2 separate regions of the Homo sapiens genome follow, and region 2 is linked to region 1. A link is an interaction called in ENCODE POLR2A ChIA-PET data of the cell type or tissue named here. Cell type or tissue: OCI-LY7. All regions are shown on one strand. Links, peaks and the distances in the headings refer to the core of each region. The heading gives the core; the rest is flanking DNA. Region 1 overlaps ELMO1 (engulfment and cell motility 1). Region 2 overlaps ELMO1 (engulfment and cell motility 1).

Region 1 (9,650 bases), core at 2,383-7,382:
TTGGTGGCACGCACATGTAATCCCAGCACTTGAATCCAGGATGCGGGGGTTGCAGTGAGCCGAGATAGTGCCACTGTACTCCAGCCTGGGTGACAGAGCAAGACTCCATCTCAAAAAAAACAAAATGCATGCATATACTCGTTTATCCATCCAACAGATGAAATTAAACTAAAGTTTAGGTATGGAGAGGTACCCCCTGCCCAACTTCAGAAGCTGATAGCAGTTAGGTGATTGGTCCAGGATGCCTGCATAAACCAGTTATGTAGTTTTTTTACCCAGCCAGTAAACTTAGTTACATAAAATGTCAATCCCTATTTCTAGAGGTGATGGGCAGGATATACACACTCATTCTGAAAAGCCCACTGAAATCATATGTATGAAATGTTATAGTTTTATCTTGTCTACTGGATAGACAGGATATCTGCTCCTGGAAAGCTCATATTCTACCTTTTTAAGTTAACTTTTCATAAAAAGTGTAACTTACATAGAGGTGTTCAAATCCAAAGAACACACACAACTCAATGAATTTCCAAACCGCCAACTGCCCATGTAACTGCTATCTAGATTAAGAAAAGATATTAAACAACCCTCAGAGGCCCCCTCTTGGGCCATCTTCCCACTCTCAGTTTCTTCTCTCTTCCAAAAGAACCAATACCCTGTTTGCATTATCATCTGTGAATTTTGCCTGTTTTGAGCTTTAAATAAATAGGATCATATCCTATGGTCTCTTTTATGTGGGGCTGTTTTTGCTCCACATTATATTTGTTTCAGTTCATTCATGCTATTGTGAAAGTTATTTGAATACACTCATATTGTATGTAGCATTTTTAAAAATAATTTCTTTGTAGTAAGTATGCTGCTGTATGAATAAACCATAATTTATTTATCCAATCTGCTGGATGGACATTTAGATTGTTTCAAGTTTTTGGCTGTAACAAATAGTGCTGCTGTGAACATTCATATACATTTCTCTTGGAATGCGTATGTATGCATTTCTGTTGGGTTTATATCTTTGGCTAGAATTGCTGTATTATAAAGTAAGAATATTTTAGCTTTAGTAAATACTGCTAAACTGTTTTACAAAGTGGTTGAACAATTTTACACTCCCATCAACAGTGGATGATGATTCCATTTGTTCCACATTCTTATCAACACTTCATGTTTTCCATCTTTTATTTTAGCCCTTCTGGTGGATGTTTAAAAGTAGCTCATTGTTGTTTAAAGCTGCATATTTTTTTCTGTGACTTAAAAAGCTTAGCTCCTTTTCATGTGTTCATTGGCCACTTATATGTCCTATTTTGTGAAGTGCCTATTTACGTTTTGCCCATTCTTCTACTGGGTTGTCTGTCTTTTTCTTAGTGACTTATAGGAGTGGTTATATATCATAGATACCAGTTCTTTATTAGATAATGTTGAAGTTTTTTCTCTATTCCAAAGTTGCCATTTTTATTGTATATTTTGACAAACAAGTTCTTGAGTTTAATATAATAGAATCAAACAGTTTTCTTATGATTAATGATATTTCTGTTTTGTTTAAGAAACTTTCGCCCACCTTAAAGTCATGAATATATTCTTACATGAAAACAACTTTATTGTTTTTCCTTTTGCACTGAGATCTATAATCCACGCAGAACTGATCTTTGCAGATGGTATGAGGTAGGGAGTCATAATTCATTTCTTCCAGATGCATATACAACTGGCCCAATTCAACCAATTGAAATTCCTTTCCACTGCAGTGTCATTTTTGTCATAAATCCAGTGACTGTATATATGGGTCTCTGGACTCCCTATTCTGTTCTATTGTTCTGTTTTTCCATCCATACACCAATACCACACTGTCTTCATTGCTGTCATTTTACAAGTCTTTATATTTGGTCCCAAAAGTTTTCCAAATTTGGCATTTTAGCTAGGTACAATAATAATTACTTTGTTATTAAAACTAGTAACGACTGACATGTATTGAGTTCTTTATCTCGGTTAACATATGAATCACTCTACATTTAATCTTAACAGCAATCTGATAAGATAGAAACCATTGGTTTTTCTTTTTTTCTTTTCTTTTCTTTTTTTTTAATGGGGATATAGAGGCCTGGAGGAATTTTAAGGTGATCAAGGTCACATTGCTATTAAATAGTGACGTCAACATTTGCATGCAGGCCAACCTGACTGCAGAAGCTCTGCTCTTTTATTAACTGTGTGCCTGGGATGTGGCCTCTGATTACTTTTGCTGAATTGGCTGTCTTTTGGTGCTATGAGGCTGATTTTCAGCCTTAACACTAGTCGGTATTTTTTTTCCTCTCTCCATGTCCTCAAAAAAGGCCCAAGGGAAGGTGAACAATGAAGCATTGAATAAATTTCATGCTATTTTTCAGTATAAATTTTATACTATTTTTAGGATACAAAAGACTATCCAGAGTTCTATTAAACCAGACTTCAGGAGCTGAGAAGAGCTGCGAAGGTTTAAAGCCTCTGATCCCCTGTCCTGAAATAGCAGGGGTGGTAGCTTCTATCTAGGCTGAACTCATAGGCAGTGAAGGAACTTCAAGTTCTTGACCCCACTCTCCTCTTTTCACCTCTCCCACCTACAAAAGGTTCTGAACTTTTAGCATCTCCCCACGCAGTACCACCTTCCAAAATCAAACTGTTAAGGAATACCAGGTTTAAAAATAGAAAACTCAAAGTTTTCTAAGTACGGTAAGATTATTTTTATACAAAGGAATAAATATACATCTGCATCAGAGAATTCATAAATATATTATCCAGACTGACCCTAGAACCACAAATAGTTCTAATGTAAGTTTCTGTGCTGTGGATCACCAGGCAGATTTTAATGACTGCTCTAACAGGTTTTCTGTGTTAAATGCCTTTGTGTGTGTATGATATATTCCATTTTTCCTGTAATTCATAATTTTACAACAAAACATCCATTGTGTTAGGCCAGTGCGTGTGTTTTTCAAAGTGCACCATTTCCAAAGGCAGTTGCAATAGCTCATGAAGTCATGGTAAAAAATATTCATATTTGCCCAGTGCTCCCAAATCTCTGTTATTTGTAAATGGGTTCAGAGTCTCTCTTAGCATCACCAAGGTCATAGAAAGGATGGAACAGAGCTTTTCAGCATCTCAAAATGTGTATTTGTCTTTAGAAAATTCCTGTGAGAGCGAAAATGGTATGCATTTTCCCGTCGTCTTATCATTCTATCATTAGTCAAGTAATTTCCTTATGAAATGGTCTGCATTAGGTAGGATTAACAAGTTGAGAAAGTGTAAAAACAATTGGCGATTTTCTTACGAAAGAAAGAATAAATCCTTGCTCATCAAACATTTGCTAAACCTATCAAATACCACTCTAATGTCTTCACACTCTAAATTAAATGTGTAGTCATCCTGTCAATAAAGGAAATAGTAGTTTGGGAACTAAAGTTCAGTGCAGGCAGACTCTCTAAGTTCTACAATTTTGGATGGGCTTTGGGGAGTTGAAGATGTATTATCTGGCATCTATGTATATGGAGACTGCTGGAATTTTGGACTTGGCAGGGGTCTTACAAATCCATTAGCCCAACTCATTTGCAGGTAGGAAATCTGGAGCCCAGGGAGCTGCAATGACCTTTGTAAGGTTATGGTCAGCTCTAGACCCATTCCCTACGCTCATTTTTCATTGCTTGTTTGCTACAGTGCAGTAACCCTTGTTTTCTGAGAGCCAGTGACAATACCTGCCCCACTACACATTACCCAGTGAAAAATAGGAACATATCTACTTTGACAGGCAAAGTGGTACATAAGTGTACAGCATTTTATTTTTATTTTTAAAAATATGTATGTTCAGGTTATAGCTGCTTTCAAAGCTGGCTTGCTTATAAGTGAATGAGATATCAGCAAATTGTACCCTCAGTCCTGAAAATATCTTAATATTCCAGACTTAAAAAACCATTGTGTTGGGTTTTTAAAATAAAGTAAAATCTCATTGTGTTAAAAATAGTGTGATTAAAACAATTTCGTTTTTAAACGTCTTACTATTTTTGTCCCATTGAAAGTGTCTCTCTAAATTTCATTTATAAAATATTGTCTGCTAATTCTTTTTTCTCAGTAAGTATTGTTTTCCTTTAAAAACAATAATAAACCTCACCCTTCCTGGTTTTCTTTGTTTATTTAAACCTAAGAACTCTATTCTTAGACTTAGGCTATCTCTGCAAGGTGACAAGCTCTCGTGTATAAACGTGTAGCCTGGGAGAGGCTCCACTTGATAAATGGTGAACATGGCCACCGTGTTGGCCCACACTTGGATTGAGCTTGCTGTCTTAGTCACTGTTCCCATTTGATCCTCACAGCGAAATGATGAAGTTTGTATCCAAATACACAAAAGCCTTTTCACTGTTTCTTTTGTTACCTGTCAAGAACCAAGTTATTCTTACTTTGTTATTTGCCTGTATCTCCCTGCAAAGGAGGAGTCTTCAAGAATCTTAGAATGATGGCAGGCCAACCCCTTCATGTGGAGGTCAGAAACACCAGTGCTGGAGATACAATGCTGGGTTTGATTTCTGGCACTGTTGCTGCTAGTTACTCATCTTCACAGTTCCTCAATTTTCTCATCTGTGAAACAGGGATGATAATAATAGGACCTTTGTCGTTGTTACACATTCAGAGAGTTCAGACAGGAAAAGCTCTTAGAATATTACCCTACACAGTTACCTCCTCATGTGAAATTTCAGCTTTGAAGTCTGAATAGTTCAGTAGGTTTTTGACATATCATCAAGAATGATTGGTTGACTCTAAGCACCCCCGCCCCCCGCTTATCTATGGGACCCTAAAGGCCATTCACCAGATTCCTCTTTCCTTCCTCATCTCCTAGAATTGTTGGAGTCTTTAAGAGGCTATATAATGTGCTGAGAATGATGATTAAAAATAGTAACTAATAGCCACCGTTTACTAAGCCTATGCCATGTACTTGATTACAAATAGTAACTAGCTGTGCCTGATGGCTTATGCCTGTAATCGCAGCACTTTGCGAGATCAAGGCGGGCAGATCACCTGCGGTCAGGAGTTTGAGACCAGCCTGGCCAACATGGCAAAACCCCATCTCTACTAAAAACACAAAAATTAGCCAGGCGTGGTGTCGTGCACCTGTAGTCCCAGCTATTTGGGAGGCTGAGGCAGGAGAATCGCTGGAACCCAGGAGGAAGAGGTTGCAGTGAGCCACGATTGCACCTTTGCACCCCAGCCTGGGCGACAAAACAAGACTTCATAAAAAAAAAATAGTAACTAATAGCTACCATTTACTAAGCCTATGCCATGTGCTTGATTAAAAATAGTAAGTAGGCCAGGCACAGTGTTTCACACCTGTAATCCCAGCACTTTGGGAGGGTGAGGCGGGCAGATCACCTGAGGTCAGGAGTTCAAGACCAGCCTGACCAGCATGGAGAAACCCTGTCTCTACTAAAAATACACAATTAGCCAGGTGTGGTGGCACAGGCCTATAATCCCAGCTACTTGGGAGGCTGAGGCAGGAGAATCTCTTGAACCCAGGAGGCGGAGGTTGTGGTGAGCTGAGATCACGCCATTGCTCTCCAGCCTGGGCAACAGGAGCAAAACTCTGTCTCAAAAAAAAAAAAAAATAGTAACTAATAGCCACTGTTTACTAATTCTATGCCATGTGCTAGGCACTTTACTGCACACTTTATATACATAATCTAACTTGATGCTTACGGACTTTATGTAGTTATATATTTCACAGATGAGGAAACAGGTTCAGGGGGGTTTATTTGTCTAAAGTTCTATGGCACGCTAGGGGGCATCACATTTAATTATTCGAATGCAAGTCTGTCTCACTCTCTATCCTGCCTCCTCATTCCTGTGTTTTCTCTGACCTCCAGTGATCTTGAGCACATGTTTTCTTATGCTATTGTCAATGTGCTTGCTTGGGTTTTTTTTAATATATTAGTAATTTCACATGGCTTAAACAAATTACATACCAACAAATTGTGTACAAAGAATTACATTCAAAAGAATTCCAATTCCATTTGCTGTGGTGTCTCCACAGTGTCATCAGGAGCTCCTACTAACTGTCTAGGGTATAGCCCTCATTTTTATGCTGACAAAATGGCTGCAGGAGCTCCAGTCATCAGTCCTGTGTTCCAGACATGAAGAAGTTGAAGTGGGGAGGCAGAGACAAAAGGCCACAAGTCAACCAAGTCTTTCCCCTTTTAAAGGTCTTTCCTGGGAACAGTGCCCAGCAGTTTTCACTTATCTATTATTTGGGATTGGGTCATATGACGACTCTTAATCACAAGGGAGGCGCAAATTGTACTTTTTTAGCTGGGCACATTGTTGTCATGAACAAAACTCAGGTTCTATTAACATGAAACCCAGCTGGTGAGCTTTTTGAAATAAATCAAATACACTCATTCAATGTGACCTTTCCCTAGTGCCTGAGTACCTGGGGAAACCTTGATACGTTAGAGAAGCTGAGAAAGATAAAATATCTTGAGGAAGAAAAAAGGGTTGGTTCAGCAGAAGCTAGGAACCAGGTAGATGATTTCTTGGCTGCTCAGCAAGGTTGAGAGTGCAGCTTTGCCCAGACCCAGGAAAGGAGGAGTAAGGTCCAGAAGGGGAGCGTAACCCTGGTATTCCAGTCTAACTCCATGTAAGCCACAAGTAGTAGGAGGAAAGCAGAGGAATCTTACACAGTAAATATACATCAGCATTAATAGGTGAAGCTGTGCCTCTTGTAAGGTTTTACTTCATAAATATTTTCTGTGGATAGAAAAACAATTGTTTCAGATTTGTGTTGGTGGAGGTGCATTGGAGGCAGGGTTAATTGAGAAACAGAATGAGGAAAGCAAGTGAAGCAGAATAATGATGCGCTTTGGAGCCAACTCGACCTTGAATTCTAGCACCACCACTTGCAAACCATGTGACCTTGGAGAAGTCACCGAGCCTTTCTCAATCTCCTATTTATAATCTTAAAAAGAAGTTAGTAATATCTTCCTTTTGTGCCTGACATAATAAGTGACTATGAAGTCCATCATTCAGTGCCCGGTGCGTGGCTGCTGGCGGTGCAGGCCTTGGTACTGCTATCTCATGGCCGAGTGTTCTCAGTCAGCAGGCACTGGCTACGCACTTGCTGTGATCCACATTGGACTGCAGGTCATGATCTGGGTTTATGTTGAAGGAGGAGTACGGGAGACCTAAGAGAATGGGTGGAGGAATTAATTTTCAAAGCAGCAACCACAGAGAAATGCAATGAGCTCTTGATGTCAACTAAAGGAGGAAGCCTGCTGCTGGGTCAGCTGACTGTGGGTTTCAGACGCTCATTTGGGGCCAACTAAAAAAAGCTCATGATGGAAGGTGTTATTTATCCAAGTTTTACCTTTCTCATATATAAAATGAGGATGTCCATAAGGCCTACCTTCCAGGGTTGTTACAAGAATAGTGCTTGTAGAGCTGTTGGCATGCCATATGTACCCAACGAATTATCTAGTTAATTATTAATGATGTCACTTCCCTCTTTACCCAAGCAAGAGTAGGACTTGCAAGTCTCAGCTTTTTCTGGCTTTCTTAGCTCCACTCATCACATAAAAACTTTAGGGCATAAAGTACACAAATAATCACACTAGATCCAAAAATGATACTGTGATAATGTGATTAATAACAAATTCTTAGATGGCAATAGTGTTTTAAGGTACAGCTGAAGATTTGTAAATTTCATTGGCTTTGGTGCTTATAAAAGGGAGACCAACCGCTCATTGCCCAGGGCAGCAAACCACACAGTCTGCCAGTGTTGATCTTCTGAGTTTCTTAAATAGCTTTGTATCGCAAGTCAAAACTTCACATTTGCCATCTCTCTGCTAGTAACACAGGCTGGGGTGGGATCACTTATATGTTTTTGCTTCTAACTGTTGAAATGTGAACAGGCTGGACTAGGAATTAGTGTGGAAAAATCACAGAAAAACTCACATTCCTGGAAACAGTAGGCAGGTGCAATATTTATTGTCATCACCACCACTTCCCTCCATATCGGTGTTAACTTGTATCCTGTCCAAAGCACTTTGCCCTCAGTTGGCTTATTTGATCTGCTTTGAAGCCAAGGGAGAAGGCAGAGGGGACTTCATTTCCTATTTTTTCTTTTTTTCTGTTTTTTGGGAGACGGAGTTTCGCTCTTGTCGCCCAGGCTGGAGTGCGGTGGTGTGATCTCGGTTCACTGCAACCTCCAGCTCCTGGATTCAAGCGATTCTCCTGTCTCAGCCTCCAGAGTAGCTGGGACTACAGCGGCATGCCACCATGCCCAGCTAATTTTTGTGTTTTTAGTAGAGACAGGATTTCAGCATGTTGGCCAGGCTGGTCTTTCAAACTTCTGACCTCAGATGATCCACCCGCCTCGGCCTCCCAAAGTGCTGGGATTACAAGTGTGAGCCACTGTGCCCAGCCCTCCATTTTTTTAGTTAAGAAAATTGAAGCTCAGAAAGGTAAAATGACTTGCTCTGGATTGGCCTGGGCTGCACTTGAACCCAAATCTTCTGTCCCCCCACCCCACCCCCGGACTCTTCCTACAGGACTGTGCATTGCTCCAGGCCCATGCCCTTACTTTATCTGGAGGAAAACAGCATTACCATATCTTCAAATCGGGTTGTGCCCTTTAGAAATGGTGAGCTGTGCAAATAAACACCACTTTGCTGTTGTTTTAAACTGTTAAGAAGTCTGAAATTCACTGTATTCATGAAGGTTGAGGAGAGAAGAGGTTGGTGTGTAATAGCTTGGTAGCCGTGTATCCTTGAGTGTGTTTCCATGAGGCTTGATCAGGGTTTGTTCACTGGGGGCCTGCTCTATAGGATTCTAAGTAGATTCGCTGCTCATCCACATGGCAGGCACCAGGGCTCTCCCCGAGAACAGAAGCTCTCTGCTATAAGCCTGCTCCCACCCCTCCCTCCATCCTGTCCTGGACTTCCAGGGCCTGAAACCCTTCCATTCTGAGCCTTGAGGATGAATTGACCTTAAAAGAGATTCCAACAGCAAATGAAACACCTTGTGTTCTCACTCAGAAGTGGGAGTTAAACAATGAGAACACAGGGACACAGGGAGGGGAACAACACACACCGGGGCCAGTTGGGGAGTGGGGGGACTGGGGGATAGAGAGCATTAGGACAAATAGCTAATGCATGTGGGGCTTAAAACGTAGGTGATGGGTTGATGTGCTGCTGTTTAAAAGCCTGAAAGTCATCCAGCTCTCATGCAAACCACCATGTTACATATATACCTATGTAACAAACCTGCACGTTCTGCACTTGTATCCCAGAAATTAAAGTGATATTTTTTTTAAAAAAAGAGATTCCAAATAAAATAGAAAGACTTTCACTGTATGTAACAGCATATATATTTATTTTTTAAAAACCTTAGGGTATTGGTTCTGGGGGTCACAAACCTTAGTTCCTTGGGCTCCACAGTATCCTCATCCATAAGATACGAGTGGTAAGAGGAACTGTAAAGATCAAATGAGGTATAACTTACAAAAGGGCTATAAAAATGTAAGCTTGACAGATGGGATGATGGGAGGGGCTGAGGAGGAGGAGGAGGAGGAGGAGAGTAGGGACCAGACCTAAAGTTCCGAGCACTAGGTGTGACCCAAGGAAGCTCTACAATGGGGGCTTGAAGGCAGTTTT
Region 2 (9,650 bases), core at 2,317-7,316, 56 kb after region 1:
CTTTCCATTTCCCTGAAAGGGGCATGAATGAGAGGTGGAGGGAGAAGATATTAGCTAGGTTGCATTCTCTTTCCAAAGCCTGAATTCTTTTTTATTTCGTGTTTCCATCACTGGGTCTTTTATCATTAATCTCTAAGATGTCAGCTGTTCATCACCAGGTGCCTGAATCCCTACCAGAAACTCCTATTGGTGTTACCTATCCAGGGACACGGATTTCTCTTGCTCTTTCCTTTCTCTGTCCTTTCTCTCCCTGAATCTGAGCTGCTTTCTGGAAGTGGTCAGCAGCACCCTCCCTTTGCCAGAAGTGCAAAGTTTGGCCAACACTCCCCCTAGTGGCAATTTAACAGACTCCTGAACTGACCAACCCAAAAGCCAAGGACGAGCACTGATGCCACGCTGGGTTAGCTGGGGCACTTGTTAATTAAAGACATATCACTGGGCCCTACCTCAGGAGTGTGGCCCAGAAATAGGTATTCTTTTTTAACAAGCATCTCAAGCATGGGTTTTTGTCCCATTTGTACCCTTCCTTTGTCATTTTTATGGAATACATAGTGATTGGGATTCAGTTTTTTATAGAAACTTGATTCCAATTTTTAGTACTGAATGTGAAAAAAAACATTCAAGCTTCAAATCGATTGGCCTAGAGCATGTATTTCTTATATTTTAGAGAAGAGGCAATAGGATAAGAGAGAAGCTCTTGTAAACTAAATATACATTTCTAAAAAGAATAGAGACCAGAGGCGTTTGTTATAATGTCCTCCAGTGAACACTTGTGAAAAGACTAGCTGCTACTTTATTCTACCTGCAGCTATGTCAGTGTATAAATTACAACCAAGCACGTTATACCTTGGCACTGTTGCTTTCTTATTCTCCATGTCTATTTCTAAACATCCCCTATACGTGAAATTTGTTCTCCAGTGGCCAGCGAGCCAGCCTCTTTGGAGCAGCCTGCTGATTTAATCAACATGCTGCTTATCATGTTTTCCAGATGGTTAATGCATCTCTTAAATAAAACTGGCCCTAATTTGAACTGGTGTTTCTATTCTGGTCCTTTCTGAAGAACAATTTGTCTTATGGTCAAAGTTTCTTTTTCATTATTTCTCTGTAGGCTCTGGTGATGTCTTTTTACCACTTCTTTGTTTAAAACTGCCAAGTGGCACATTCATTCAATTCATTGATGCTAATCATACATGGAGGAAAAAGAAGACAGTTCATATTAATATCAACACATTCCTCAAATCATTTATCACTTACACGTAAAGTTGTAGAGAACAGATTTGTCAGAATTATTGATTGAGAAAGGAAAGAGCCCTTTGTTGTGGAACCGTAGATTGGTGTTTTCTCTTCATTGCTGCTTCTGCTTCGAGAAGGAGTATAACCTTGTCACGTGAAACAGCATTATTTGGGGAGCAGTAGATACAGGCCAAGTTTTTAGGAGTCTCAGTTAAAAACCCGTGGTCTTAATATTCAGTGTTACACAAAGGATTCCAAATATAAATAACCTTCACGCTGACCCATAGATTCAGGTCTGATTCCCATTTCACAAATGGGAATACGGCCAAGGTATACAGTTAGGTCATATAAAAGTGACATTAAACTCATATTGGCAGAATTCCATTGTGGTGTGACTTCTGCAATAATGAATGGCTGAAAGTAGGCAAGATAATGTAAGACTTGAATGGGGTTGCATTCTGAAAGGAAGGCAGCCAGAGGTCCTCAGAATTAAATGGAGGACCTGCAGTAAAAATATGGCTCTATTACACCAAGCATTTTCCTCTTTTCCTTTCCATTGCCTGTCTGAGATGATTTGGCAGAGTTTAAAAATAAATGAAGTATATTCATTTTTCCTTCAGAGTTTTTCTTTGAAGGCATTTGGTAAGGGGACAAAATGAAATATGAACACAGGCAGGATGGGGGATCAAGACATCAAAATGTTAGCATTATATCCAACATATATATCCTTATGTGAGGAGGTATGCTTGCTTCCAATTAAGATGACATCATACAGGCGGATGTGATGCTTCCAAGCAGTGTTAATGATCTGCTAGGTAATGCAGAGGAAATGATGTGTTTGGAATGGGTTTTTTTTTCCCATTTGTACCTTTCCACTTCTTTATGGACTGCAACATGTAATGATTGGGATTAGGTTTTTTATAGAAACTTGATTTCAATTTTCAGTACTGATTAGAGACAGGATTCTTTTGCAGGCATATCAGTTATGTTGATCATTGCTTTTCACATTTTATTGTAGCTGCCAAATCCTTATTATAAACAGAGTAGAACCCTACATATAAAACCCACAAAAGGGCAACTCTGAGGGAAACCAGGTTGAGCATCTCGGCAATTCCCCTTACTGAGCCATTTTCTCCAGTGCCTCCCTCTCTTCTCCCATAGCTGAGTCCGAAAACAATCTTCTGGGAGAAAGGATAAGGTTTCTTCTGTATAACCTAGGGGAAAAGTGCCTTTAATTATTCATTCATTCTCTGCTGGAACAAATATTTATTCGGTGCCTATGATAAGCCAGGCCCTCCCTCTTCTAGACACTGGGCTGCAGTAGTGAGGAGGAAAGACAAGGGGACTGTCCTCAGGGAGGCAGCGGGGGAGGCAGCCAGGCCACCCCAGCCATGATGCCATGAATACATTAAGAATGGGGAGAAACGGATCTTAGGGAGAGAACTCATGGGGAAAGGATGGTTGGGTAAGGCCTGTGGAAGAAACCAGGATGCTGAGGAAGAGTGGCCACATCAAGTGCTTGGGAAAAAGTGTTTCAGGCCAGGAAAGCTCCTGAAATCCCAGAGACAGAGGTATTCAAGGAATGGGAAGATGGCCAGAGCCCATCCTGGATGGGGGATGCGGGGGGTGATAGTGGCCAAGAGGTCAGAGGGAAGCAAGGCCAGTTGGAGAACTTGTACTAGGCTGTGATGGAAACTCAGTATTTTTCATTTTAAGTTTGCTTTTAACCTTGGTTTAATTGTTTATTATTAAACATCTTATGACTAAGCTGTTTATATTTGTATTCCTTCGACTTCCAAAATGGCTTTGTGGTAACTCACGTATGCGTTGTGTATGCGCAGGTTCATTTGGTTCATAAAAGCTCTAGACCATGTGGAGGAGGAAGGAAGTAGGTTAACTGTAGGGTATTGTAGTGGGATTGAGAATTTTAAAAGCCAGAGTAGAAAAAACAAAAAAAGAAAAGAATGCCTTACATAATTCTAATTAGTTAAAAAAAGGAAGGCCCTTCATTCTTAAGGAAAGAAACATCTACTACTAAATTCTAAACCTAATGTACAGACTTAAGTTTCCAAATTACAATGGTTCCACTTAAGATTTTCAACTTTATGATGATGTGAGAGCGACACACATTCAGTGGAAACCATACTTTGAGTACTCATACAACCATTCTGGTTTTTACTTTCAGTATAGTATTTAATAAATTACATGAAATACTTAACCCTTTATTATAAAATATACTTTACGTTAGATGATTTTGCTTACCTGTAGGCTAATGTAGGTGTTCTGAGCATGTTTAAGGTAGGCTATGCTAAGCTATGATGTTCAGCATTACGTGAATTTTCAACTTAAAATATTTTCCACTTACGATGGGATTATTGGGACATAATCTCATTATAAGTCAAGGAATATTTGTATTTCACTGAGTCATATACAATAATTCATCAACAATTCTCTTTATGAATATTAAATGCCAAATATACAAAAACTATTGGCACTCTAGGGAGTGCAAGCCTTAATCAGACATAAATTCTGCCTTCCTGGATCTTTCAATTTAATAGGATATATAAAGAACCTACACAAATAACTGTACTACAAGACAGCAGATACAAATATTAGTTTTCATGGGATCTAAAGGTAGGTTATCTAATTGCTTTCTGTCAATTTCAGATATCACATTAAAGCATGACTCTGGGACAGTTCCAGGTGAGGGGAAAGAGTTAAAGTAACCAGTCAGGTTTATAGCTTTTCTGTAATCAAGGACTTAACACACAGTACCCAGGGGCAGGGCAGAAGGGCAGGTTATTTAAGATGTCCTTCAAAGTTGACTCTCTCAGGAGTCTGGGACACAGGTGTTCTGCATAACTAACTGAAGACACATTGGGTATAGACATATAGGTGACAAATCAACACTGTTACGAAATTTCAGTGGTGCTTTTTGTTCCTATTAAGACATATGTTTTATATAGAACTAATTCAATCTTACAGGTGAAAATCAGAGAAACTAGGCATCCTAAAAGGAAAAATGCCTCTAATCCATCCACCCGAAGAAAAACTGCAGGTATTTTGGTATTTATCTCTTAGACATTTTTCTGTGTTTGTGTGAGGGGAGTATCACACTATCCCAACTTTTCTGTGGTCCCTTTTCCTCACTTCTTTTCACATCAAGACATGCAGTTCAAAGATGCCTTTATTTATTTATTTTTTTATTTATTTATTTATTTATTTATTTGAGATGGAGTCTTGCACTGTCACCAGGCTGGAGTGCAGTGGCGCAATCTCGGCTCACTGCAACCTCTTCCTCCCAGGTTCAAGTGATTCTCCTGCCTCAGTCTCCTGAATAGCTAGGAGTACAGGCGCACGGCACCACGCCCAGCTAATTTTTGTATTTTTAGTAGAGACAGGGTTTCACTGTGTTGGCCAGGATGGTCTCGATGACCTCGTGATCTGCCCACCTCGGCCTCCCAAAGTGCTGGGATTACAGGCGTGAGCCACCACGCCCAGCTCAAAGATGCCATTACTAATTACTACATGACACTCAAGTGTAACTCTATCAGGATTTATTTAACCAGTCTTCTAGAGTTGACACATAGGTTGTTCTCAGTTGTACGCTATTAGAAATAATACTGCGTGAACATTCTTTAAAATACATCTTTTCTCACTTTTCCAATTTTCTCACTTTTCCAATTTTCCGTAATACTTTTCCAATTTTCTTTAATACTTTTCTAATAGTGGGGAGAACAGTGATTTGTGATTCTATGTCTCACTGAGTCACACACATACCCAAAGCTTTTATTTAAGATCTTTGTTTATTGATGCTAACTGCAGACAATGCTAAGCTTTCCTTTTTGCAGAAGGAAGGAGGACTTCAAAGCACCTAAGGAGCTCATGAATTTTAGATTTCCTTTGTTGTGCTTTTCTTCCCACCCCCACCCCACCCCCGTTAATTCCCTTAGATGCATAACTCAAGCCAGAGCTTGGAAGGAGCTTTCACCTCCTTCTGTTTACTCAACACCTACCACATCCAATTAGTCACCAAACTCTACATTCTTCCTCCTGAAAAATGCCCTGACTCTCATGCTTACCTTCTTCCCACATCATTCATCTTTCCCTGGTATTTTTCTGTAGTGACCCAGGGTCACTACAGGAACTTCTTCAGTGCTCTCCGCTTCTTGGGTTTGGCTCCCACGCTAACCCATCTTCCATACTTCATTTTCATGTCAATCTCATGATGCATTCCCCTGCCTCAAAGTTTTTAATCGGTCCAAATTGTTTTCTAGATACACTTCAAACTCCTCAGCTGGACATACTGGCCTTTGTTTCTGGATCAAGTCACCTAGGCTGAGGCCTGAGAATCAGTATTCTTTAAACTTCCCCTGTGATTTCAGTTCAAGCAGCTTGGCTCTTCAGGGGCCCCCAAAATGGGCACTGTGGAAATACTGGTCTGCTTGGAACCAACACTAGGTCACCAGGCCAGTTAGAGCTGGAAACTTCCCTAAGCTACAGCCAAAAATTTTCTAGTACAGTGTGGTTATTTTAGGAATAATTTAAAGAGCATTTCACCAAAGAGCAGCATTTTTGCAAGTATAGATTAAAAGATCATTTCCATTTAGGAAGCCTAATTTAATTAAGTCACACAATTTTTGAGGTATGAAGGCTTTTCTTGCTGAGTCAGGATTTTTTGCTTCTCTGCTAATGCAAAGCAGGTAGTTGAAACTGAAGATTTGCTCTGGGACAATACTATTTACATGCCTGGCCACATTAAAGGTCAGGGTAGAAAGTACTGTTCTGTGGGACAGAGGGGCAAGAGGGTATTTTGTTTCAATCTTATTAGAGCACTATGTTAAACTGTTTTTTTCAAGTAGAATGTTTAAATTTTAGGTTCTTTATGAAAAAATGCTTAAAAGCTATTTAATGATTTGTGTTTCTTATAGGCAAGGTATTCATAAATATCAAACCATTAAGAAAAAGAAAAAGATTTTTGAGCAGTTAGATGTTTCCATTCAATTAATGGTGAGGTTTTCAGAAAAAGTACTTTTGTGAAACTGAAAAGGATATTGCAATAATAGCATTTTATTTTCTATTTTATCTTTCACTCATCTTAAAGTAGTTTGATGGATTAAAACTCTGTAATTTTCATACCATGTAATGTGAGCTCCTAGTATGGCTACTAATATTGTTAATATCACTTCTGAAAAATAGAGAGATTAGCTTTTAAAACAGCTTTGGTTGCTTTTCTTTCTCTTTTTTCCTCTAGTTTGTAATTACCACAAAGACTGTCTCTGTCTTATTCATACTGTGTCCCCGTGCGTGGGTGATGGCAGGCCCAGGGTACACATCTTCTGAGCTAATGCCTGCATGATGAAGAATGGAATTTTGTATAACAGGCCTCTCTGAGAAGGTATATGGGAAGGAGAAATTTGATCCTTGACCTAGAGGAAGCTTATAGTAGTGGAAAATACTTTTTCCTAGCCTGTCTGAGTTTTCAAAGTATTGTGCTATTGATATGGCATCAATGACTGGAGGAACTGCAGGGTGCTTGGTCTTGCGCCAGTTTAGATAAAACTACACAGACACACGTGGGATGGTTTTAAGGAGCCGAGAGTTTGTTAGGCAAGAAAGAAGGAAGAAGAAAATAGCTCCCCCGTACAGAGACAGAGGGAAGGGGGATTTGAACAAAGAGAAACCCCAAGTGCGGCAGAAAAGTGGTTGCTTATGTTGGGATGCTGGAGGAGGCGGTGTCTGGTTTGCATAGGGCCCAGTGGATTGGTTTGGTTTGACTAGGTGTGTCATTTACGTAACACTGATCTTCATCAAAGTCTTATCTAATTCAAGGGATCTCCAAGCTGCCTTTTTACAGTACTATTTTCAGTTTGTTGAATGGTTATTTCTTAAAATATAAGATGTAAGTATTAACAGTATAGATAGATGGGTGGATAATGTTGTCTGGTCATAGAAGTGTCATAGAAAAAAAATAAAGAAGGTTTAAGGGGTGAGTGAGTGGGGGGGATGGGGGGCTGCTTCTTCAGTCATGCTTGCTGAAGGTTGTTTCTCCAAGGAGGTAACCCTTGAGCTGTGAAGAGAGAGCTACAGAACTACAGCTGGGGGAAGAGCATTTCAGAAACAGAGAACAGGCTTTAAAGGGCTTGAGGTGGACAGCAAGCTTGGTGTGTTTATTTAAAAAGCAAGGCAAAAAATAAAATAAAATAAAATTTTAAGAAGCCAGTTGGTCATTGTGCCTGGAGGGCAGTGAACAAGGAGAGGCCTGTGAGTGGTCTCAGAGAGCTAGTCTTAGAGCAAAGGGAATTTCCTCTCCGCCCTCTGAAGTTTCCATAACTGAGTCTGCTGTCATCAACTGACAGTAGACCAATTAACTGGAGAAAAGGCAAATAAAGTTATTACCTGTGTGGGGGCACACAGTACTCACAGGAAAGTGAGTACCCAATAACTCAATGAGATTTAGAAATGCATGTACCCTTCTTCATTTGAAAGAGGGAACTGGGGGCTGTAGGCACATTTAGAGGAAAAGTAAATGGTTTTTAGGGGAGACCAATGGACAGGAGGAACAGACAATAGACTGAGACAAAGTTCCTGTAGGCCGGGTGTGAATGTCAACTCTGGTCTTTCCTGGGAGTTAATCTTCCTTGTTTGATGAGATTATATGCTTTGGGAGGCCAAGGTGGACAGATCATTTGAGGTCAGGAGTTCAAGACCAGCCTGGCCAAAATGGTGAAACCCTATCTCTACTGAAAATGCAAAAATTAGGCAGGCATGGTCACACGTGCCTGTAATCCCAGCTACTCGGGAGGCTGAGGCAGGAGAATCACTTGAACCTGGGAGGCAGAGGTTGCAGTGAGCCGAGATCACGCCACTGCACTCCAGCCTGGGTGACAGAGTGAGTGAGACTCCGTCTCAAAAAATAAAAAATTAGAGAAACTTTTTGAAAAGAGATTATAGAGAGGGAGCTCAAGACAATTGCATTGCTTCTGGAGGAAATTCCCTCAGTCAGACAAGGGAACTTCAGGGAAAGCCCCTCCCCTCACTTAGGAAGAGGCAGAGGGGTGAGAAATGGAGACAGGAGAGGGCAAAAGAGACCTGGTTTCTGAGGCTGCTTCTTTAGTTCAAAGTACGCAGATGTCAAAGAGCCATACTTTGGGGTATTATTTTATGAGCCTCAACATTAGCCAGGGGCCAGATTTTTCAGGGGCTTGAAAACTGTGGTCAGGACTTTGGCTTTTATTTTGAGTGAGGCAGGGAACCACTGGAGAGTTTTGAGCACCGGAGTGACATGATCTGCCAGATTTTAAAAGACCACTGAGACTGTAGGGGAATGAGGGGACATGAGGCAGATGAGGAGGCCCCTGCTGCAGATCTGGCAAGGGCAGATGTGGCGTAGACTAAGGTGGAGGGGTTAGAGATGACAAGGAGTGGGCATGCTCTGAATTTATTTGAAAGGTAGAGCTGACAGGATGCACTAACTGGATATGACAGATGGGCAGTGTGGTGGGAGAGACTGATGAAGTCAAGTATGACTTTAGGTTTTGATGGCACCACTCATAGAGATGGGGAACGTAGATTCAGGCAAGCAAGTGGAAGAAAGAGTTGAGCTTGGAACTGTTGGCTGTGAGATGCCCGGATAGACACCCAAGTGCAGATATAGAGAAAGCAGTGGAATAGATGCATCTGAGTTCAAGGCAGAGGTTGGGACTAGAGACATAATTTGTAGTTGTTCACACATAATTGATACTAGATCAGATCACCTAGGGAGTGAGTGGAGACAGGGAAGGGGTCCAAGGGCCAAACTCAAGGCATTCCAATCTAGTCAAGAAGATGAAAAAAACCTAGCAAGGGAGACTGAGGAGGTGATGCTAGGAGGCAAGAAGTATGCAAACAACAAGTGTGGCGTTTTGTAGTGCCACGAGAAGAAATGCTCCTTAGGAAGAGGCCATTATCAGCTGTTTCAAGTTCTATTGTAAAATGAAGATGGCAAGTGATCAGATTTGACCTCATGGAGGTCACTGGTGTCCCCAGTGAGAGCAGATTCAGCTATGATTCACCGTCTGATTACAGAAGTTATCTTATGATTGCTTTTAGTTTCTTAGTGAAATGAGGATCTAAGTTATCTGATGAAAAATGAGGAGGGAGGGAAGGACTCTGGAGGTTTGTGAATAGAGGAGAAGCTGTACATAGTTGTCTGAGGAGTGAATCAGCTAGAAAAATACAGTCAGATTTCAAACAGAACTAAGAACTCTCTTGTTAGTTAAGGTCATAAATTTAAATGAGACCAGACAGCACCATTGTATGCTTTTCTCCAGCCTGTTCGGCTGTTCAGGTGGGTGGAGGAGGCAGAGAATAGGATTTAAGCTAGGTTGGTTTTGCTAAGCAAATATGATAGAGAGAAGAGGTACTGGGGATGTATT

The links. Peaks named below come from ENCODE experiments on the same cell type or tissue, not always from the same donor. Only the 100,000 strongest peaks of a DNase experiment are listed, where the experiment ranks them.
Region 2: POLR2A ChIA-PET joins it to region 1 with 9 read pairs; 3 of 35 experiments call an interaction of 5 or more read pairs at or near these places.

Annotation. Positions count from the first base shown.
Region 1 is chr7:37,014,088-37,023,737 of GRCh38, reverse strand. The region is part of intron 15 of ELMO1 (engulfment and cell motility 1); the gene reads left to right. Among named protein-coding and RNA genes, the nearest start is that of ELMO1-AS1, 21 kb to the right of the region's middle. In OCI-LY7, for the core only: a CTCF peak has its summit at 5,796; no DNase peak of the experiment used is centred there; H3K27ac peaks cover 443 bases.
Region 2 is chr7:36,958,189-36,967,838 of GRCh38, reverse strand. The region is part of intron 16 of ELMO1 (engulfment and cell motility 1); the gene reads left to right. Among named protein-coding and RNA genes, the nearest start is that of ELMO1-AS1, 35 kb to the left of the region's middle. In OCI-LY7, for the core only: no CTCF peak of the experiment used is centred there; no DNase peak of the experiment used is centred there.